Linked DNA regions of Homo sapiens: all the other regions are linked to region 1. Evidence: chromatin contacts called from ENCODE Hi-C data. All regions are on one chromosome and are shown on one strand. The core of a region is the stretch at or near the end of the contact, and the rest is flanking DNA. Distances in the headings are between cores, read along the strand shown. Region 1 holds the start of FZD1 (frizzled class receptor 1). Region 2 holds the start of GTPBP10 (GTP binding protein 10). Region 3 overlaps CDK14 (cyclin dependent kinase 14). Region 4 holds the start of CLDN12 (claudin 12). Region 5 overlaps CDK14 (cyclin dependent kinase 14).

Region 1 (3,336 bases), core at 378-2,877:
ATTTTCTGTATAATTTGGCCCAAACGTTTTAGTCTGGATTAAAACCTTTTCTCCTGCCTCCCCTCAAAGTGCCTCAGCTACACTCACCTCTCTGGCCCCCTTCAGCAATTCAAGTGAATTTGAGCTTTAATCTTTTGCACCTTGCACCTACCTCTCCGTCAGAACCCCATTTCATCTGAGCTGGTTGCTTTCTATGTGCCTTTTTGGCTTTGGGATGGACACTGTAACAAGTGATTTGCATTTCTGTGCCTCACTGTACTATGCCCCTCTCTAAGGCTGGCACAGGTCTCCTTCATTTTATACTCTACGACCTAAGAGTGCTTATAGCACAATGGGTGGTTGGTATCTATTAAACAAATGAATGTGTAAATGAATGATAGAAAGTAATTGGTGAAAAGTACGCTGAGATAGAGTCTGATCACAGGCAAAAAAAAAAAAAAAATGGAAGAATTAATAGTCCAATGGCACTTTTCTTATAAAACTGAATTACATAGTCAAACCATCATTTAAAATAATCTTACAAGGAAAACAACATTAATGTGCGTCTGTTGAGACGGATTATGCTGTTTTGGAATTAGGAAGAGAATGTGCAGTTCGCTGTTTGCTTTCAGACTGTTTGTTTGTTTTGTTTATTAAACTGGCGTCTCCAGCTCTGCAGCCCAGCCTGTGGAACCTAAATGGCCCAGGTCCCAGGAGTTCCCATCGGAGCCGTGGGCGTCCCCAGGGTTTAGAAAGGCTCCCCAGGGGCCCAAGCTGCCGGCGAGTGCAGCTCCCGCCGGCGCCACCTCTGCGGTCTGGAGCGGCGAGGACGATCCCAGAGAGGCGCCCCCACTGCCTCGGTCGTCGGGTTCTTAAGTTTTTCTCTCCAAAAATTTAATGGATAGTTTTCTTTTGCTTCTGTTTCTGACTTGATTAAAGAGGCGGAAAAAAAGGAGTTTGACTCCAAGAAGAATGATAGTAGCAGAAGGCGCATCTGGCTTTACTTTCCAAATTCCATCAAAGTTTGTGTTTTGTTTCATTTGACAGCGATCCCGTGAACGTCTCCTCTGGGGAAATGGCGCGACCAAAGCCCGCCAAGCCCAGCCTGCGAACTGGAGGATTTATTAATGTAATATGTTAAACAAAACCTCGACAGACACAAACTCAAAGGAAACCGTGCGCTCCTTAAGTCAAAGGCATCTGTTCTGGAAGCAGAACCCGGTTTGCTGTTGGTAACCAGCGTTAAGAGCAGGATTTTTAAACATGATAATGGATAAAATAAAAGAAAAGCGAAGTCCCGCGGTCCTCTGACTCCTATTCATTATCTCCAGCAGCATATGGGACCATTCTCCTACGTATCCTCGCCTTTTTCTTCTGAAAAAGCAAAAGCAACCAAGCCTGTCCCGCTTCAGAGCAATCCTACTCTTTGTGCCTGAGTAGTGCCACCACCACTACTTCCTCCTCCTCCCGCCTCCTCCTACCCCGCCCTCCTGCCGCTGGCTTTCGCTCTGGCGAGGAGGCGGCCGGCTCCCTTTGCGCCGGGAAGCCGGAGCCGCGATTGGGCGACGGTCCCTGAGCCTCCAGTTCTGCGTCGGTTTCAAGGCTCCTCCCTCCTGGTGAAAGACAGACTACGGGGCGCCTGGAAACCGGTCCGAGGGCGCGCGAGGCAGAGGAGAGGGAGCGAGTTGAGGGATTGACACAAATGGTCAGGCGGCGGCGGCGGAGAAGGAGGCGGAGGCGCAGGGGGGAGCCGAGCCCGCTGGGCTGCGGAGAGTTGCGCTCTCTACGGGGCCGCGGCCACTAGCGCGGCGCCGCCAGCCGGGAGCCAGCGAGCCGAGGGCCAGGAAGGCGGGACACGACCCCGGCGCGCCCTAGCCACCCGGGTTCTCCCCGCCGCCCGCGCTTCATGAATCGCAAGTTTCCGCGGCGGCGGCGGCTGCGGTACGCAGAACAGGAGCCGGGGGAGCGGGCCGAAAGCGGCTTGGGCTCGACGGAGGGCACCCGCGCAGAGGTCTCCCTGGCCGCAGGGGGAGCCGCCGCCGGCCGTGCCCCTGGCAGCCCCAGCGGAGCGGCGCCAAGAGAGGAGCCGAGAAAGTATGGCTGAGGAGGAGGCGCCTAAGAAGTCCCGGGCCGCCGGCGGTGGCGCGAGCTGGGAACTTTGTGCCGGGGCGCTCTCGGCCCGGCTGGCGGAGGAGGGCAGCGGGGACGCCGGTGGCCGCCGCCGCCCGCCAGTTGACCCCCGGCGATTGGCGCGCCAGCTGCTGCTGCTGCTTTGGCTGCTGGAGGCTCCGCTGCTGCTGGGGGTCCGGGCCCAGGCGGCGGGCCAGGGGCCAGGCCAGGGGCCCGGGCCGGGGCAGCAACCGCCGCCGCCGCCTCAGCAGCAACAGAGCGGGCAGCAGTACAACGGCGAGCGGGGCATCTCCGTCCCGGACCACGGCTATTGCCAGCCCATCTCCATCCCGCTGTGCACGGACATCGCGTACAACCAGACCATCATGCCCAACCTGCTGGGCCACACGAACCAGGAGGACGCGGGCCTGGAGGTGCACCAGTTCTACCCTCTAGTGAAAGTGCAGTGTTCCGCTGAGCTCAAGTTCTTCCTGTGCTCCATGTACGCGCCCGTGTGCACCGTGCTAGAGCAGGCGCTGCCGCCCTGCCGCTCCCTGTGCGAGCGCGCGCGCCAGGGCTGCGAGGCGCTCATGAACAAGTTCGGCTTCCAGTGGCCAGACACGCTCAAGTGTGAGAAGTTCCCGGTGCACGGCGCCGGCGAGCTGTGCGTGGGCCAGAACACGTCCGACAAGGGCACCCCGACGCCCTCGCTGCTTCCAGAGTTCTGGACCAGCAACCCTCAGCACGGCGGCGGAGGGCACCGTGGCGGCTTCCCGGGGGGCGCCGGCGCGTCGGAGCGAGGCAAGTTCTCCTGCCCGCGCGCCCTCAAGGTGCCCTCCTACCTCAACTACCACTTCCTGGGGGAGAAGGACTGCGGCGCACCTTGTGAGCCGACCAAGGTGTATGGGCTCATGTACTTCGGGCCCGAGGAGCTGCGCTTCTCGCGCACCTGGATTGGCATTTGGTCAGTGCTGTGCTGCGCCTCCACGCTCTTCACGGTGCTTACGTACCTGGTGGACATGCGGCGCTTCAGCTACCCGGAGCGGCCCATCATCTTCTTGTCCGGCTGTTACACGGCCGTGGCCGTGGCCTACATCGCCGGCTTCCTCCTGGAAGACCGAGTGGTGTGTAATGACAAGTTCGCCGAGGACGGGGCACGCACTGTGGCGCAGGGCACCAAGAAGGAGGGCTGCACCATCCTCTTCATGATGCTCTACTTCTTCAGCATGGCCAGCTCCATCTGGTGGG
Region 2 (3,388 bases), core at 245-2,744, 920 kb before region 1:
TGTCATTAAATTAAAAACATCTACACAGCAACAACCTAATGTTCATATTAATGAGAGGTAGGAACACTGATAGTAATCAACATCTGTTGCTGGTGTTAATATTCAACATTAAAGTAATCCACAGAGGGAAAATACAACTACTGCAGGTTAAATGACAACTACAGCTTTTCTGATTGGTGGTTGTAAGCAGAAGGTCCAGTAGCAGCAAAGTAATCAAGACGGGGTTTTCACATCATGTCTTTCCAAATAATCACTGTCCTAAGTGAGGAGTAGAAGACACTGTCACATTGAGGTATTAGTCAGTTTTCACAGTGCCATAAAGAACTGCGCAGACTGGGTAATTTATAAAGGAAAGAGGCTTAATTGATTCACAGTTCTACATGGCTGGGGAGGCCTTAGAAAACTTATAATCATGGCAAAAGGGGAAGCGGAAACAAGCACCTTCTTCACATGGCAAGCAGGAGAGAGAAGAAAGAAGGAGGAACTTCCAAACACTTATAAAACCGTCAGCTCTTGTGGGAACTCCCTATCAGGAGAGCGGCAGGAGAGAAACAGCCCTGCATGATCCAATCACTTCCCTACTTCCACAATGGGGATTACAAATGAAGATGAGATTTGGGTGGCGACACAGAGCCATATCGTATCAAAGTATGAAAGGTTTCTAGGATTTATTAGTTTGGGTTGTTAAGAGTTATACGGCTGGCAACGCTGTGCAGGGCCGTTTACTTCAGCTGCATACATTTTTTCGCTGCATGAGGGGTTGGGGAGAGCTACTCTCTTCTGGTCCTGAAAAGTAATCAAGAGAGAGAGGGATTTTTCACATCGTGTCTTAATTCTCACAAAGGCACGCTTCAAATGACGGATAAAAACCCGTCTTCCCGACTCCAAGAAGCTACTTTCTGACAGTTGTAAACAAGCTTCTTTCTCTTACTGCACAGGAGAGTCCTCTTACAGATCTCAGATCCTGACATTATTTTCAATAAAACTTTGTGCGGCCGCTAGTTTTAAATTCATGGTCTCCTGGAAGCTTTGGCTGGAGACTACTCAGCTCGTCACTGAACTAACGGCTTTTGGGGGTTCTTTTTTCCCAGTTGAGTTTCTGTGTCTTTTACACGTTTGGTTTTATGGTCCGTTGGAGGTTTTTTCACGCTGAGGGTGAAGATTCTTAGTTTCCTCAATTAGCATAAAAGCTGCTCCAAGGCTGCTGAGTCTTCAGTTCCATTCCATTCAAAATGTTAATTCCTGAGACACGCAACCTACGCCCTACTGTCCTTTGTCCCACGGCTTCTCGAGATTATCTCTGTGTTTTAATAGATAAAACGCCTTCTCTCCCCACCCGTGGGGTGCAAAGCACAGCGCATGGGGCTGGTGGCGCCCGAGAGCATCACACAACGCATGCGCCAGTCCGCAGGTGTGGGCGGAGGAGAAATCGCGTCGGCGGCAGGGGATGACGTAAAAAGGCCGCGCTGTACTGCGGCTTGTGCCGCTTCCGCAAGAAGGTTTCCTGGCCTGTTGCAGCCATGGTGCATTGCAGTTGCGTGTTGTTCAGAAAGGTCCGTGCGGGTCCCCTCAGCCTGGTCCCCTTAGCGCTGACAGCTCTGGTTCTTCTTTGCTCCCCTGTCTCTCCACTACTGTCTTCGTGGCGGCCTTTTCCTTGCTTGGTTTTCCCATAGACTTCTCCGCCCCTCCTGTAGTGGCGCTTTGTCAGTAAGCGGTGACAGTGGTGTGTGTACCTGGCGTGGTTTGGACGGTTGTTTGGGGGCAGGGGCAGGGTTTGAAGTTCTTTAGAGACATAGTGTGCACGTGGTATGAGGAACTGGGATACCTGCCTGCTGTGGCCCAAATGTTGTGGTGGTTTTTTTTCCTTTAATGTCCACAGCCTGTTTTTATATATTTCTCCTTGAGTGCGCTGTTTAAGGTTTTTCTAATGGATTTTTATGAAGACACGAAAGCGTGTAATTGATGTGCCTTCCTGCAGAACATTTAGGTCGATTTTTGTGTGGTGTCGGTCTTAAGAATCGTTTCCGTAAAAATTTACAACTGCTTTGAATTTTTATTTTTTAAATCTTATCCTATCAGTAATGCTTTTTGAAACGTTGCCTGCGTCATATTTGGCCATTACTTTATTTCTAACGACCAGAGTAAAATACTCCTTTTAAGTAAGGCTCCTAAACCCCTGAATCTGATTAATCTAGAGCAGGAAAAAAGTGTTACATATTTAATGGAACTGTAGAAACTCTCCTCGAGTATATCAGAATGGTCAATATTTCAACTTTCTTGAAAAAAAAATCCCATTTGTTTTTTATAATAGCTATCCTAAATGACTAGAGATGTGGATTATGAATTTAAGAAATTACTCCTTAAGTTATTTTGATTTTAATAGCCTAAGAGGTTAATACGTAAGTCCTTTACCTACAAGAAGTTCTTGATTTAGTGAAGGAAACAGGTAAACACTAAATGCAGCGTGAGATTTATAAAGGTGTAATAATAGAGATATAATCAAATTGCTGGGAGAGCCAGCAAAGTCAGAGAATTGATTAGAGGAATTTGGAAAGACGTTAGAAAATATGACGTTTAGGTGGATTTATGATAGGAAAAACAAATGACATTCTAAGTAGAGGAAAAGCATGAGCAGAATGGCATGTAGAAATGGCGGTATTTCATGTAGTACAGAGCAAAGAGGAAGAGAGGAAGGGTTGAGCAAGTGAAAAGGATACAGGAAGGAACTAGGCATGGTAGGTGAGCCTATTGTTCTTGCTACTTGGGAGGCTGAGGTGGGAGGATCCCTTAAGGCCAGGAGTTCAAGACCAGTCTGGGCAACATAGCAAGACCCCATCTTTAAAACAGTCGGGGTGGTGTGGTGCCTGTAGTCCCAGCCATTTGGGAGGCTGAAGTGGGAGAATTGCTTGAGCCCAGGAGTTTGAGGCTGCAGCAATGATAGTGCTATGATAGTGCCACGGCACTCGAGCCCAGGCACCAGAACCAGACCCTGTTTCAAAAAAAAGAAAATAAAAGATACCAGAAGGGTATTTTAGTAGCTTTGGATATACAGTTGACCCTTCAAGAACATGGGGGTTAGAGATGCCCCCGCCACAGCTGAAAATCTTCATGTAACTTTCAACTCCCCCCACAAAACAACTACTAATAATCTGTTGGCTGGAAGCCTCACTGATAACATAAGCCGTCAGTTGACACATATAAAATATATATATAGTATATACTGTATTCTTAAATTAAGCTAGAGAAAAGAAACAGTTACTAAGAAAGTCAGAAAGAAGGGAAAATATATTTACTGTTCATTAAATGGAAGTGAATTGTAAAGGTCTTCATCCTTATAGTCTTCATGTTGAATAGACTGAGGAGGAAGAGGAGGAGTTGGTCTTGCTCT
Region 3 (3,731 bases), core at 11-2,510, 530 kb before region 1:
TGGAAGTGTAGAAATCACCTGCCTTCCGTGTTGATCTCGCTGGGAGCTGCAGATGGGAGCTGTTCCTATTTGGCCATCTTGCCAGCAAATCCTGTCTGCTGCCTTTTTGTTCTCTCCCCTGTTGTGATAAGAAGGGGTACTTTATTATGTTTTTGTTTTTTTTTTTTTTTTTTTTTTTTGGTAGAAAGGTTAATTTCCACTGGATTCTGAATTGGGCAGAAAATGGAAACATTAACACTTTTTGCATAACGCCATTTTACATCCCCTGCAGCAGTGTAAAGATTTGATCAGTTAATTCCCATGGGAAGCATGGGAAAACAAGGGAGCCTTATAGACACGGGTGTTATTTTTAACAATGCTTAGAGGATGTAACAATGACTGATAAGCATCAAAGGAAGACCCTGTTTCCTTAAGGGTCACCATGATTTATGTCATACTTTTATTTTATCATTATTTCTTTTAAAATATTAGTTATCTTTTATAGGCTCCAAGAGTAGAGCTGAAAAGGAAGGAAAATGTGATAGAAGTGTGGCATTGCAGCCACTGTTTTAATGAGGAAAGCATTGTTTTTTGGAAATACTGTGGTAGAAACTATTTTAAAATATCATGCCTTCCCAGCCGTATACATCTATATGCTCTTCACATACAGGCCATTATATATTAGGAGCCTTGACTGAAATCAAGGAACCAAGAATGCCTTGACCTCAGTGGCCATCATGCTAATGTAACTGGCTGATTGGTTTTTTTCTTCAGATAGTGGCACTTTAAAATTCACGCAAAATATAAAGAATGAGGTTTTATTTATAGTGGTATATTTTAAGAGGGTGTTTAAGAGGTTTTTAAATTTGTTTCAGATGTATATTGAGTGCCCACTTTTCCTAGGACTAGTTCCTGTGTGGTGTTTAATACCGTCACTGATGTGACAAACCTTCCCTCCCCTATTCCTGCCACCTCCTCTAACCCAGCTGTGCTCCTCAGTAGCTGCAGTTCTTGGGAGTACTACAGGAGATTTCCTGTCTTGCTGGACCAATTTAGAAGGGATTTCATTGAGTTATGCTGTCATAAGCTGATCTTAAAGAGGGCATATTTTCAGAAACTCATATTTAGGTTAAGGTCCTCTCTACATTCCACAAATTGCTCCAAATTTACCTCTTTTCATCACCATAAAAATCTATATCCCATGATAGGCAGGCCTAATCTGGGAGATGTGGGAGGAGGGTGCAAACCTGCAAATGAGAGTTTCACTTCTGTTTTTAGATACTTGTTCTTAAGGTGTGGTTGGTGTGTCATCTTGGCGTTACTTCCTCTTCTGGGGAGTGGAAAATTCCCAGATTAGAACCAAGCCCCCTTGACAGGTTGTTACCATGTGTGGTGTTTGGATCCATACCTCTGCACAGCACCTAGATCTATTTTATAACCAAGTTACCTATCAATGATGCATTACCTTAGTGTGGCTGTAATAGGGCTATCAATGCTGGGTGATAAAGCTTGTTCTGGAGATCAAAGGCAAAATAAAAATTAGCCCAGTCAGGTTTGACTTTAAATCCTTATTTAATGGAGTCACGTGGTTCTGATTGAATCCTTCCTCTCTCACCCTCATACCCACTCTCACAATTACAGTATAATGTGCTGGAGAAGTGATTCTCCATTGTGGTTTTCCTCAATTCAGGGGGTACTCAACAATCTTAAGCAAGGGGTTATGTGTGAGGGTTAAAATCAGTTTTCAATGAAGTCAGTATGAAGCTATGGACATTCTTACTGGATATCAGGGTATCATTACAGTGAACACTGAAGTATACTCATGAAGTTTATAAAAATTGCAGTTCAGACACCCATCCTTGCTTCTGTGAGTGGGGTTTCAATAGAAGATAGACCGAAGCATGTTTAATATTTCCTCTATGTGGGTGAGGGTTAGGACTCTGTGTGAATATTCCACCAGTGTAATAGTAACAAAGAAAATAATTCTCAATTCTGATAATCTTGGCTTGAATTCTAGTTCTGCCAGTAACTATAGGATTTTAGATGAGTTACTTTATTTTTCCAGTCTATAAATTATTCATGTTCAAATGGGGATAGTAATAGAACCAACCTCATGGTGGTATTATAGAGATTAAGTTTATGTAATACATATAAAATGATTAGCTTAAGGTCTGATACATAATTACTTGATATTAGCTAGTTGTTATTATTATTACACAGACAATGAACTAGAGCTGTCAAGGGTTAAGAACACCTCTATGGCAGGGTGACAAACATTGTTCAGCTGGAACATTATGTGCACTTTTCATTATCCATGTCAGTGTTCCCCTCCGCTGGCCCAGATAATTGACGGTTCTCTATACTTTTATTCAGTTTTTTAAAAAAGTGTTAACATCATCTCATTAAATTTCACATCTCTATGCAGTTAGTGTCTGTTAGAAATTGCTGATTAGCCCTCTGTATTTCCACGTCTCTAAAGTGGTATCTCAAGCCTACACTCTAAGTAGGGAAGCGATAAGCAGAGAATAGTTGTCCCATAAAGCTGTTTCTCATCCATCCACACACCTGACATCAAAAAGCCAAAGATAATGTTTAAGGTTGACTACACCTTGGTTTGATCCAGTATCTTTATTTAAATGTGATGATTTAATAAAGTTGCAAGGAAAAAAAGACAAAGGACTCCACTTTAATTATAAACAAAAATCTCTCCTTCTGAATTATTCTTTTTTTTTTACTTATTTGATGGGAAGAATTTTATTATTGACCTCTTTAAATATTTGGCATTTGGATTCTTTATTTATGTGTACAGTAATTACAGATCAGACCATTTCTGCATACTTAAAATAGGAGACTCACTTTATAAGAATCTAACTCTCAAAGCGGAGACTGTCTCTTAGATGCATCCTATTCCATAGGACTGTTGTTTTGTAGACTAGGAAAAGTTTTAGAGAGAATTACATGCCTTTGATTCTTCCTATGGAGTCAGCATGATTGATTTGTAAGTTACAGTGTATTTCCACAATGTCTACCTGTCAGTTTCACAGGGCAGATAATATTGATTTTTTTACCACAAAATGTGGCAAAGTATTAATTTTCTGCCATTGTAGTGTTAACAGAATATAGAATACAACCGTAGCAGTTAATGCATCCAAACCCAGTTAGTTAGATAGACTACTTTGTACCATTGGCATCTTCCTTTACTAAATCTTTCTTGTGAATGAATGGAGATTGTTTTTATTAAAATTTTTTTTGTTTTTCTAATTTCCTCAGTTCAGTTTTTTCAAGTAGTAAGTTTAATATGGTCTATGTCTTAAAAATAACTACATTAACTCTTTTATACAAAACTATCTATGTAGAGTGAATATATCGTTTTTAGAAAATTATTTGTGCCTTTCCAGAAAGAGAAAATTTTGGCTTCCTGTTCTCTTGCCAAGTGGTGACTGTGTCTTATACTTACTCTAAGTAGTCATTAGCAGTTTATCTCCTAATAAGAATAAAAAGGTAATTTTCCGCTGCTGTGTTTTTCTTTAACTTAGATTGCATTCATTCTTAAAGGAGCACAAAAGCAAACACACAGACCTCTCATTCTGATTTTAAATAATTTAGAGTGGAACTGTGAACACAATATTTTCCCCATTGAAGATCATTTTATACTGAAGTTTAATATAGGTTTTTAAATTTCTATTTAAAACTTGGGCTCAGGAGGGTGATGGTAAAGTGTGACATTCACAAGCTGTTTCCTGGTGATGAAA
Region 4 (3,517 bases), core at 968-3,467, 860 kb before region 1:
AGAAGAGAATTCAAATGGTTTTAGCATAAAGCAAAGACAAATATTTAAGGTGATGAATATCCCAAGTACACTGATTTGATCTTTACAAATTATATGAATGTATTATATGATCATATCTACTTCTAAACACTATGAACATCTATCACACATTAGTAAAAAAGGGGAAAAACCCCTGCTGACATCCTGATTTTAGCACAGTGAGACCTGTGTCAGATTTTTGACCTCCAGAATTGTAAGATAATAAATTTATTGTGTTTTAAGCCTTTGAATTTGTGGTAATTTGTCACAGCAGCAATAGAAATCTAACACAGTGACCAAATGGGAATCTCTGTAGAATTTTGGTGGTGAATGGTACACTGCAGTGAATTTAAGATTTGACTTTCTCCTTGAAGAATCTCTAATGAGAAAAAGAGGAAAGACAGGATTGTTAATTGCAGATCTAAATTCTTATCTAAAGTATTTTTGAGAATTATATTCCAATTATCTAACTATTGAACTCCAACAGGGTATTTAAGTATTCTGTTCCATCTTTGCTATGCCAGAGGCAGGCATTTTAGACCCCAGCTTGAACAGTAAGTCTAGGAATAGGGTTGTCTTTCCTTCCTTTTTGTGCTGTGATTTTTTAAAATTATTGTAATCAATTGCAAGTACCTCCCAGCTAAAGTCCTCTAATCAGGCAGTATTCATCAGTGATTGGGAAATAAGTTATAAGATGATTTTGTACATAGTTATTTGATTCAATTCAGCTTTATAGATGAGAGAACTGAAGTTCAGAGGAAATAAGTGATTATCGTTTGTCACATTGCTATTATCCATCTGCTATTGCCAGAGCTGGCCTGGAGCCCAGAAATCTTTTCACCACCCAATGCTATCTTTCTTCCTCATTATTACATTTCCCAGTCTGGCTTTGGGATCGGATTGCTTCTGGCCTTAGATAACCTTATCCATCCTCTAAAGCAGTATCACACATAAGAAGGAGGTAGCAGTGGACTGATAGTAGCCTCTCTACCCTCCCTTTTTAAAAAGTCTCTGACAAATAGTCTCATTGTTACTAGAGCAACGCAAAATGGAAAATGCTAATAGCAAACATATAGTCCTTATTATGCGTCAGATACTGTTGTAACTGTCTCTGTAGTAATTCATTTAATCCTCATCACAATTTTCTGATGTAGATATACTGTTACAGATGAGACCTTGAGGCACAAAGGGGTTACCTTACTTGCCAAGGTTATACTTACTTGGGATGGGTGCCATCCTTTTGTATAAACTATGATACTTTTTCTTCTTTTTATTTTGAAAAATTTCTAAGATACAGAGAATTTGAAAGAATAGTACAAGAGACACCCACAAACATATTCTTCATGAATCCAACAATTATACACTTTGCCACACTTTATATCCATTTGTGTGTGTGTATGTGTGTGTGTATGTGTGATCATTTCGAAGTAGTAGGCATCACAACACTTCAGCATCCTTTATTTTTTAAAAAATCAGATCATTGCTATTTAGGACTTTGGAATCTTTTAGTTTAATTCAGATATTCATTCACTAATGCAGGACTTCACATTGGAGAGAAGCCAACAGAGAAAGGGACAGGACAGTAGAAATTGTGTGGGAGAGTAAAATTAGTTCAAATATCTAATAGCTAGCTATACTGTACTTTAGCTATATTAGGTCCCTCAGTTTTCAAGACAACAGTATGATGTGGGTGATCTTATCCCCATTTTTCCAGATAACCTCCAGATGTAGAGATAACTTTCCCAGGGCCACCCAATCAATACACAGCAAAGCCCCATACAAATCTGGGCTGTTTGGTTCTAGACTTTGAGCTCTTTTTCTACTTTTTGCCTAGATAAACACTTTGAGGGGAAAAAAAATCCAGATTTAAGAATTTTTGCTAACCTTCCTACGGGCAAGTCACCTTCAAGTCACCTGGGTACTTAGGTATCCAACTCAAAACTACTTTTAGTTTTGTTTCGTTTTGCCTTTTTTTTTTCTTTAACCGATAACCCAATTCTAGACGGAACATAAGGTGCAAGAGAAATCCGGGGAGGTGGAGGCAGAGAAAGGGAAGGGCAGGAGGTGGTCGCAGGATGTTGCCTGCGGCTGGCGGCCCAGTGGATTCTGGGAATTGTAGTCCCAGCCATCCAGGGCATTGCCGTTCAGGGCCACGGGAAAACCTGACTGCGCTCCCAGAAGCCTCCGGTGTACCTCGCTGGGAACGCACTTCCTGGGACGCTGAGAGGGAGACGCTCCAAGAGGCTCCTCAGTGTGGGCGAGTAAAATGCCCTGCGTGTGAGAAGCAGGTAGGTGTGGTCAAGATGTTCCGATTTCTGGGTCTTTTGCATAAGTAACTGAGGATTTTATGTAAAATGGCTAAATCCAGGAGAATCAGGAGCGTTGGAAAACGCTGACCACATCTGTGGATGTGAAAATTGAGTAGGTATTTGGTAAGGCTTTAAAAAATTATTTTGTACACAGGAGTATGGAAATGTCGAGGTGTGTTGCCGGAGCCGCCAAGGACTGGGAGCTTTGCTGGCGCGGGTTTGTGGGGGAGCCCAAGCTGCTATTTTTGAATAACCAGCTGATGCTGGTTGCGTAATGATGACCTGCTTGCGGTTCAAACCCACTCAGTGTTGCAGGGATGGGCTAGCTCTGAGAGCGTTAACAGTCACTGTTGCGGTCTCTCTCCATTGGCTCTAACTAGTAGGGCGTTTTCTTCCTTCTGCCAGGTCTGGGTCTACCACACACAGGGCTCTTCGAAAAGAGGGAGGAGGAGAGGAGGCGGAGGGGGGAGGAGGGGGGCGGAGGGGGATGCGGATTGCTCTGGAAGCTTGGTTTGCTTTCCTGTAAGTTCTGTGCACCCGGCCTTGTAAGGGGCCCATAGCCACGTTAGGGAAAGGTCAGACTTGGTGACCTCACTTAAAATGATTGCTCAAGGATTCTATTGTGCGTTATTAATTGTAAAACGATTTCCTCTGACTTTGGAGTGTGCAATTATGATTGATACCAACCCAAGAAACACATTTGGGGCGGGGGAGGGGTTGGGGGGGACTTGACTGAAATCTCCGAGCAGCCAGTTGCAGAGAGCATTCTACATAATGATCGTAATAGGGCTAGTGATGAACGCCTCAATCCAGGAAACTCTCAGGCGCACATAATAATGAGTTTCCATTCTCATCCTACCTGTTTGAGATAAATGGTATTTGAAGAGGAAGTGGCTAATGTTTAAAGTAGATATATAGAAGCATCTTTAAGTATCAGGTTGAGCCATTGGTGGAACTATTTTTTTTTTAAGCATTCTGGTTGCAAATTTCAGGATGCAGAATTCAGATCAACTTTGTCTGGTCTTGTTGTCAGTGTCCTTTTTTAAAAATGTAAAAGAAAATTTCTTTTACTTCCAAGACAACTGCACAGTCTTTCACCACCTTCCTTATCCTTTCACCGTAGTCATGAAAATGATCTAAAACATTCATTAAATATCAATCATATATTCCCAAGACAGCAAAGTGTTTTT
Region 5 (3,350 bases), core at 16-2,515, 550 kb before region 1:
CATTTTATTTCAGAGCTGAAAATATATTGAGTTATCTGATAACTACCGTGAACTTTTGAGATAAGTTTGAGTAAAATATGTTACCGAAGGAGTAGTAAAATTTTTATCACTCATTGTACACAGAGACTGAAACAAATTTTCCCTCTAAATTTGCCCTCTCTACAATCACAATCTCTTATTGGACCATAACAGCAGAATATATCATTACATGGTTTAGTGCACCATGTCTCAAATTTCAAGGTGCACACAAATCACCCAGGGATCTTGTTAAAATTCAGATTCTGACTTGGTAGAACTGCAGTGGGTCTGAGATCCCAGTGATTCCCGTGCTGCCAGTCTGCAAGCAGCAAGGGGTTAACTTTTCCAGATGAAATTCTGGTCACAATGCTAACTACATTCTGAAAAACTTATACAGACAACTAACAATAGGGCTGGTTGTTAGTAATTCTACCCTTGCTATGAGTGCTCATTAAAACCTTACGTTAAATTTATCATTATGATTTGGACAAAATGAAGAAGTATAGGCATCAAAATGAAGAAGTATAGAAGTCAGGAAGTATAGGCATCTACCTATATGAGCCTATAAACAAAACTGTATCTCATCTGAAATGTGTAATTATCACAGAAGAGAAAGTGACTAAATAAAATTATTTTAACAACATATACCAAAGCTTAAGCTTCTGGAAAGACTACCTAATATTCCATAATAGAATTAGCAAAACAGTTATCAAGCCTATTGATGGCAAGCATTGAAGTCCAGTAAGGGATGTAACAAAACTACAGTCACTGAAGCAGCGTAAAGGTCACTGAAGCAGCATAAAGGAATGTGGTGTCCTCAAGAGTCCTCCATTCAGCAGTGTCCACTAGCTGAGGAATTCAGGATTTAAGTGAAATTGGGTCAGATGCCAAAGAAACCATGTAGTAGAAAAATAAGCATTTTAAAACTAAATCGCAATGTTAGACATTGAATTCTGATGAATGGAAACATCTGGTGAAGTGTTTTCATGACTGGAAAATATCTCAACTCAGAAGGTACCTTGTTTTTAATGTAGTTTCTCAGGACTAATTTTTTTAGTGGCCTATTTTTAGTTAAAGGGGAAAGCTTATAATTAGTAAAACAATCCATCATTGAGTAAATATTAACAGAACTATTTCATGCCCGGTCTTTTGTGCTTTGGGAACACTAAAGAAATAGAAGATATGGTTTGTGTGCTCAAGGTGTTTACACTCTGGTCATGGAAATACAAACACGTGAGAAACAGTGCTCAGCAAAGACGGAGCTCCCCCCACCCCACCAAAATAAACCAAACACTTGAAAACAAATTCTACAGTAGCTTATATAAGAATATATAATAACATATATTTCAGTAACAAATTATAAAATACAATCTAAAAATGATGTAGTTGGTAGTGAGGGCATTTTTGGTTGTGACAGTGACAATGATATAAGGGCAGGACTAGCATTTAGTACACAGAACCATGGTTGCCAGATGCTCTACAACGTGTACTGCTGTGGAAATGCTGCACCCAAATAATTTTCAGCCAAAATGCCCAGGATGCCACCACTGAGAAACAGTGCCAGGATGTCAGAGTTAAGGAAAATCTGAAAAGACTGGAGACATTAAGAGAAGTGTATACATGGTATGTACCTGTCTTTGTCCTTTCTAAATCCTAAAATTCTAAGGGAAAGTGGAACACAAAGGAAGCACAAAGAAGTGAATTTATGTGTGAGACTTTACTAGTTGACCTATCTAAAATTATTTACCAGCTGCAAACTGCTGCCTAAAGTTCATAGTAGAACATTAGAGCTAAAACAGATCTGTATCATTTTACAGATGAGAAGACTGAGATCTGGGGAATTTAAGTGGCTTGTCTTGAGGCACTTAGTTCTGACTTCTATGGGCAGTATGTTTGCATGTATATTAGATAATGTTCTGAAGGTGACTTTAGGCAAGATCTTGGTTCTCATAAAACAAAGCTGTAAGTAAAAAACACATTCTTGCATATATCCTTCTATATGTGTACATATCTTTGCTCTGTGTAGCCACTCTTACTGCCATCTCTGTGTATACACACATACATACACACGCATACTATTAGGGAGAAAATAGAGAAGACAGCAAGCAAAGAGAGGAAAGCATACTTTTAGATTTGACAGATTTAAGTTATAGATGAAGGCAGTTATCATTGGTTATGATTCTAGTGGCAATGATTCTAATTCTTCCTACCTCTCTCTTCTACCCAAAACTCTTGCACATCTATCCTTAATAGCTGAAATTACTTTTATAAGGGAGAAAACTTGTTGTTCTGTAACGCTTAAAGTTCAGATAATTCTGGGAGAGGTAGTACTACGATTTAAGTGCTCAAAAACTTATAAATGACTGATGATTTTTTTATATTGGGAGCAGATTTTGAGTAGGATAAAGCCATCAGGCCCTCCTGGGGTATTGGACAAAGGGAAAAAAACAAATGAAAGAGGTTGTCAAGATTTTTGCTTATTTCATAGTTTTGCATTGGACCTGTGATGGATATTCCTTTCATGAATATCAAAAGAGCATGACCTAGCTACAGCCTGACGCATGATACATATTTGCTGTGGGTTAACCTGGAGTCTTTTAAACCAATTCTTTTCCAGTGTCTGCCTTCAACTAACAGTGTGGAGTGAAGTAGTAGAGAAAATCAGACTCTGAACCCAGTAAAATGCTGATCACCAGAAAATGGGTGATTCAAAGGGACAATTTTCAGACCGAATGAATTCACTTGAAATGAATGCCAACCTTAACTGAATTAAGCTGTGCTCTTTCAAATCCACTGCTGTGAGTTCAGTAGACAGTTGTCTGGATTTTACATAGCTCTAAGCTAGAATCGTAGGTCAAATTGTGACTTTTGGAGCCTCATACACTGTTTGAATTTCTAACAATTTTTACTCAGGTTTGAGTTTGCCAGCAAATGAACAAGTTCCTGTTAATAATGAGTAGACCAAATTAATCGCTTCAGATGAATATCCATATGTGTGGGTGCATCTCAAAGCAAGTTTGAAATTCTAGCTTCTATTGAATTTACTGGAAAAAAAAGTTTATTTTGGTATTTGTGATGATTTCTTCTTTTTATATGTTTTCGAATACCAGGAGACATCCCTGCTTATGTGATTTTTGTTACTTCAGTTTCTAAATGGAACAAGTAGTATGAAAAAGTACAGTCATGGAGAAGACTATTCTTAGTTCTCATTGATATTAGAATTTCTGTCTTGTTTTCACACGATACTGATAGCATAGCTGTCTACTGGAATTTGCCTTGGGCAGAGGTGCCAAAGATATTTTCTTCTGGACCCATGATTTGGGAAAACCATT

Evidence for each region. Hi-C counts contacts between places; a loop is a spot of excess contacts on that map. Pooled maps may share reads with other maps.
Region 2: a map of ascending aorta shows a loop between it and region 1 (12-fold over the local background). The contact joins the promoter of GTPBP10 here to the promoter of FZD1 in region 1. A Hi-C loop is called at or near these places in 3 of 168 maps with a recorded cell type or tissue (ascending aorta, gastrocnemius medialis and sigmoid colon), 7 of 37 single-sample maps with no recorded cell type and 19 of 50 pooled maps.
Region 3: a pooled map shows a loop between it and region 1 (4-fold over the local background). The contact joins the enhancer-like site here to the promoter of FZD1 in region 1. A Hi-C loop is called at or near these places in 1 of 168 maps with a recorded cell type or tissue (ascending aorta), 1 of 37 single-sample maps with no recorded cell type and 4 of 50 pooled maps.
Region 4: a map of ascending aorta shows a loop between it and region 1 (3-fold over the local background). The contact joins the promoter of CLDN12 here to the promoter of FZD1 in region 1. A Hi-C loop is called at or near these places in 1 of 168 maps with a recorded cell type or tissue (ascending aorta), 2 of 37 single-sample maps with no recorded cell type and 13 of 50 pooled maps.
Region 5: a loop to region 1 is called in a map of ascending aorta, with 2.4 times the contacts of the local background. The contact joins the enhancer-like site here to the promoter of FZD1 in region 1. A Hi-C loop is called at or near these places in 3 of 168 maps with a recorded cell type or tissue (GM12878, OCI-LY7 and ascending aorta), 22 of 37 single-sample maps with no recorded cell type and 11 of 50 pooled maps.

What each region holds. Positions count from the first base shown.
Region 1 is chr7:91,262,806-91,266,141 of GRCh38, forward strand. FZD1 (frizzled class receptor 1) reads left to right here and starts at 1,628. Exons shown (of 1, transcript NM_003505.2): 1 at 1,628-3,336. The coding sequence starts at 2,076. RefSeq lists an enhancer at 1,413-1,592 and silencers at 1,713-2,222, 2,313-2,372.
Region 2 is chr7:90,345,222-90,348,609 of GRCh38, forward strand. It overlaps GTPBP10 (GTP binding protein 10), which reads left to right and starts at 1,495. Exons shown (of 10, transcript NM_033107.4): 1 at 1,495-1,553. The coding sequence starts at 1,521. The region is part of intron 1 of LOC107986715 (a long non-coding RNA gene); the gene reads right to left. RefSeq lists enhancers at 961-1,100, 1,311-1,740.
Region 3 is chr7:90,736,196-90,739,926 of GRCh38, forward strand. The region is part of intron 3 of CDK14 (cyclin dependent kinase 14); the gene reads left to right. Among named protein-coding and RNA genes, the nearest start is that of CDK14, 140 kb to the left of the region's middle. RefSeq lists an enhancer at 1,151-1,440. Within about 2 kb of position 1,261, at least 4 of the 41 ENCODE cell types and tissues checked have a DNase peak (open chromatin) inside an H3K27ac peak, as active enhancers do.
Region 4 is chr7:90,401,244-90,404,760 of GRCh38, forward strand. CLDN12 (claudin 12) reads left to right here and starts at 2,218. Exons shown (of 4, transcript NM_001185072.3): 1 at 2,218-2,306. RefSeq lists an enhancer at 2,398-2,923.
Region 5 is chr7:90,716,651-90,720,000 of GRCh38, forward strand. The region is part of intron 2 of CDK14 (cyclin dependent kinase 14); the gene reads left to right. Among named protein-coding and RNA genes, the nearest start is that of CDK14, 120 kb to the left of the region's middle. Within about 2 kb of position 1,266, at least 3 of the 41 ENCODE cell types and tissues checked have a DNase peak (open chromatin) inside an H3K27ac peak, as active enhancers do.